Linked DNA regions of Homo sapiens: region 1 is linked to region 2. Evidence: read pairs that join two places in POLR2A ChIA-PET (ENCODE). Cell type or tissue: PC-9. All regions are shown on one strand.

Region 1 (2,500 bases), 69 kb before region 2:
TGGAACTTAAGGGCTGCTGTTCAGATTAATTTGTCCCATGGGGTGATCCCTTGATGTGGTGCTCTCCCCCTTCTTCTAGGAATGGGGCTTCCTGAGAGCTGGACTGCAGTGATTGTTATTGCTCTTCTGGGTCTGGCCACCCAGCAGGGCTACCAGGCTCCAGGCTGGTGCTGGAGATTGTCTGCAAAGTGTCCTGTGATGTAATCCATTTTCAGGTCTCTCAGCTGTCGATACCAGCACTTGCTCTGGTGGAGGTGGCAGGGGAGTGAAGTAGACTGTAAGAGTCCTTGGTTGTAGATACGTTTCACGTGCTGGCTTTCTCAAATGCTGGTTATGCTAGCAGTGAACAGACTCAGGACCTCTGGTTAGCCAGGGTGTTGCAGTCAGTGGAATTAGCTGTTGTTTTCTCCTTCCTTGGAGTAGGGTTATTTTGTCATGAGTTATTTTTGAGTACTTCCTTGGAGTAGGGTTATTTTGTCAGGTTATTTTGTCATGAGTTGCCATAATATCCTGAGTTGGTTGGCCTCCAGCCAGGAGGTATTGCTTTCAAGAGAGCACCAGCTGCAGTAGTGGAAGGGGGATATAAGCTTGCCCTAAGTTGGCCAGAATAAGTATTTGGGTTTCTCAGGTGATGGGCAAGGCCATAAAGCTCCCAAGAGTTTATGTCTTTTGTGATTGGCTACTAGGCGGGTAGAGAAGTACCATCAGGTGGGAGCAGGGTTACGCCAGTCTGAGCTCAGACTCTCTCCTTGGGCAGGGCTTGCCACACTCCTGTGGGGGAGGGGGTGTGGTTCTTGGGCCAATGGGGTTATGTTCCAGAGGGCATTTTGTTCCATAATACCCTCTGTCATCAGAGAAGTAGGGGAAAGCCGGTAGCATTAGGTCTTACCCAGCTCCCATGTAGAGGTCGGTTTTGCCCCTGACAATGTGCCCTACTAACAGCACTGAGTTTGTCTCCAGGTAGCCTGTGCTCAGCATTCAGACCTTGCCCCAGGCTATAAGCTTCCCTGCTGAGAAAGCAAGCAAGGCTTTCAGGCCTCGCCCCTCCCTGCCTTCAAATACTGTTGGCCTTGGCTCCTGTGCTACTCTCTGCAACAGTTCCGTTTCACCCTCAGATTCTGCTCTAGAGAGTTTGCATTCAGTCAAAATTATTACAAAGTTCAGTTGGAATCTTTTTTCAGCCTGTGACCCCTCCCAGATTCTGCCGGCTGCCTTCCCTGAGGGCCCTAGTGAGATATAGTCAAGGATGGCTTCCCTTGGCTTGAGCTGGAGAATGGGAGTGCCTACAATGCTCTTCCTGCTGCTGCTTCTACTTTTATGTTTCACGCTAAATCAGTTTCAGCTCTAGGTAAGGTTAAATCCTTCTCCTGTAATCTGGGTTTTCAGGGTCCCCAGTGGGGATGTGTGTCTGGAGGCAGGTGTTCCCCCTCACACACTTTGGGAACTCACAGTTTTTTTGCTGTCTTGCAGAATTTGTAGCAGCATGCCATTTCTGTCAGAGGATCTATGAAATCCTTAAGTTTTCCTGGTACTTTACTGTAGTGGTTCTTGGAGCAAAAGTCCATGATGTGAGTCTCCATACACTGTTCTGTCCAAGTGGAAGCCCCTTCCCTACTACCATTCCCAACCTCTGCTAACCACCATTCAATTTATTCTCTATCTCCATGAGATCAATTTTTTTTTAGCTTCCACATATGAGTTGGAACATGCAACATTTGTCTTTCTGTGTCTGGCTTATTTCACTTAATATAATATCCTCCCATTCTAGCCTTGTTGTGGCAAATATAGGATTTCATTCTTCTTATGGTGGAATAATATTCCATTGTGTATAATATACTACATTTTCTTTATCCAGTCATCTGTTGGTGGATACTTATGTTGATTCTGTATTTTGGCTATTGTGAGTAACACTGCAATAAACTTGAGAATGCAGATTATCTCTCTGATATACTGATTTTCTTTCTTTGGTATATATACTCAGTAGTGGGATTGCTAAATCATATGGTAGTTCTATTTTTATTTTTTTGAGGAAACTCCATACTTTTTTCATATTAGCTGTATTGATTTACATTCCCACCAATAAATCACCCTTTCTCTGTGTTCTCACCAGCATTTGTTATTTTCTGTCTTTTTAATAATGATCATTCTAATGAGATGATATCTTATTCTGGTTTTGATTTGCATTTCCCTGATGACTAGCAATGTTGAACATTTTCTCATTTATTTATTGGCCACTTGTATGTCTCCCTTTGAGAAATGTCTACTAATTAATGTCTGATATAAAAGGAGAAAGGAAACTGATATTTATTAAGTTCCTGTTATATTCTATGTATCATTTTATTTATTCCTACAGCAACCTTATGATGCTGATGGTAACATGATTCTATAGATTAAGAAATAGTTTACATCTCTAGTAAAGTGCAGAACTGGATTTCAAATCTGCACTCTACTTCCAGTTCTGCACATTTTAACTTTTTTAAAGTTTGTGTTTAACATATGA
Region 2 (2,500 bases):
CAAGTGTAAGCTTCAACATATTTTTCTCAGAAATTTGTAAATATTATCACAACCAGATAAAATTCATAAAAATATGTATTTATTAAACAAAAATTGTAGTATTGAAAATATTCCATTTGTTTACAAAAAGATGATGAAGTGTTTCCCCTAAATTAATTTTGCTTATCAGAATCTGACAGCTATTATGAACTTAAAATATGAACAAGATCGGCCTTTAGGATCCCCTGAGCAGAACTTTTCTTATCAGTGAAGACTTTTATTATTTGTGAAGCTTCTGTTTTAAAAATAAGCCCAATTTTCTAGTATATTTGCAAATATGTTGTTGGCTTTTAAAATTAGGAAGAGTAGTCTCAAGAACAGTTACTAATATCTTTAGTCACATAAAATAATAAATAAATTTGAAATACTAAAGTTTACTTCATTTTTATCTACCTTGGGTTAATAGATAAATAAATTTTGTTTTCCAGTTGAGTCTTAATTAAAGACTATAGCTATAAAAATAATTCATTATAATTGACTTAATAATAAATAGCAACTTAATCTCCATTGCAGGCTATTTTTATAGCATAGTAATTTGGAACATTTTGTGGCATTTTTATAACAAAAAAACTATTTTTATGTGATGGGATTGGCATAAATATCTAGAATAATAGTAAAGAAATATTACCATGATAGCCATTGCTTTTTTGATGGGCCAGGCAGATTAGACCGGTCTGTCTAGCTCAATGGATATCTCCTTCCTCCATCACTCCATATGTGTTCCTTCTGAAAACGACTTGGTCAGTGAATATTAAAAGCTTCTCCATTTTTTATTCAGGGTGTAAACACCCAGACATTAAATTTGTCCAAATAGTAGAATATTTCAAAAGCAGAATATTGGTAGAGGGCAGTGTGATTAAAGCATATTTTTAAGGAAGACTAATCAATTGTAAAAATGTCCTGGGAGAAGGATATATGTTATAAGAAAGATTATGGCTATTATTCTGATAGTATTCTTGTAAATTCTACAACTGACTTTAAATTTACAACATATAGGGTCATGTGGGGGCAAGAGGACCACCTGGGAGTCAAGGTCCTAAAGGACAAAGAGTAAGTAATCTAAGGAAAAAAGTACATTAACCCCCCCAAAATTACTTCATAAATAGTGGAAAATGTGCAACAAAAATAGCATCATACCTTCTAGAATTCTGCTTAGATCTTGTCAGGTTTTTTCTATTTTCATTATATTAGATGAATGCCCTATGTTAATTGAAATACAACTCATAATCTTTTGTAGTTATAAAATCACATTTTTCCATTTTAATTTTTACATGTATCACTAACTCATATAGAATTCTTGTTTCTTATTCCCAGCCTCCAATTCCATTCTTTGAGAGAATGGTAAATGTGAAGATCTTTAAATGAATTATTTCTCTACAGACTTACATAGCAAGGAAAAATAACATCATGACAAAATAAAAGCAATAAGAAGTGGAACAAAGATACACAAGATGAATAAGAGCTTATTAATTGTAAATCAAAGTTATTATAATCATCATTGTCTAATAATCATGTATACAGAATTAAATAATAAATCTTCATCTCTTTAAGTTGTATCTTAAACATTAAATCCTTTTTAAAGAAATAAGAGCCACTATTTATTGCATGCCTGTCACATGCCAGGCACTCTTTCATATATTATCTCAATACTCAAAACCACTAGAGAGAGAAAAATATTATATCTTAGCTATTATAGTTGAGGGAACCAGGGCTCTCAAAGTTTAAGTATACGGCCTCTATAGACACACAGAAATGGCACAAGCAGTATTCAAACCTTAGTGTGTCTGACTCCAAAGCCCATGCTATTCAATACCATATGGAATATCAGGGAGTATTTTTTAAATTAATTTGGATATGTGGGCTTTAAGGATTCTGTGTTATGCCTTGACCTTACTTTGATTTAAGTTTTAGAGCTTATGAAGAAAATATTTTAAAATTCTAAAAATATCCTCTACCTAACCATGGTAAAAAAAAAAAAAGACCTTGCAGTTTTCCAGTTGGCAAATGGGAGAAAATTGTTAATGAATTCCCAGTTTGAAGTAATGACTTCAAAGTCATATCCTGTGTTTTCGGTGAAGCTTGAAGAAAGAGAGCAGATTTGCCTTTATTAATGTTTCCTTTCTGAAAAACTATTTTCCTTCCTGGGTTACAGATTTATACTCTATGGTCACATCTCTAATATATTAGCCCAAATGAGATTTAAAATAAAATAAAAAATGATGATAGATGATTTGTACCCAAACTGCCATTTAGTGGTTAGTACCCTGCCAGCATTCAATATTTAGTTAGGTCAAATGTGTTTATTCAACTTTGTATAAGTCATAATGGGAAAGTTCAACCAATTTGTGACAGATGAAAAAAAGAAGAAATACTTACTTGTTCCTTTTGTTAATTAAGTAATTTGAGTCCTTAAGCACAAGCTGTGTATCTAAGCACAGTCTTTTCCTAAACCACTTTGTGC

What was found. ChIA-PET counts read pairs that join two places held together with the same protein. Peaks named below come from ENCODE experiments on the same cell type or tissue, not always from the same donor. Only the 100,000 strongest peaks of a DNase experiment are listed, where the experiment ranks them.
Region 1: POLR2A ChIA-PET joins it to region 2 with 15 read pairs; 2 of 35 experiments call an interaction of 5 or more read pairs at or near these places.

The regions. Positions count from the first base shown.
Region 1 is chr1:85,974,738-85,977,237 of GRCh38, reverse strand. All of the region lies in intron 20 of COL24A1 (collagen type XXIV alpha 1 chain), which reads left to right. Among named protein-coding and RNA genes, the nearest start is that of COL24A1, 180 kb to the left of the region's middle. RefSeq lists an enhancer at 247-326. In PC-9, no CTCF peak of the experiment used is centred here; a DNase peak (open chromatin) is centred at 1,077.
Region 2 is chr1:85,905,783-85,908,282 of GRCh38, reverse strand. It overlaps COL24A1 (collagen type XXIV alpha 1 chain), which reads left to right. Exons shown (of 60, transcript NM_152890.7): 28 at 1,036-1,089. Among named protein-coding and RNA genes, the nearest start is that of ZNHIT6, 200 kb to the right of the region's middle. In PC-9, no CTCF peak of the experiment used is centred here; no DNase peak of the experiment used is centred here.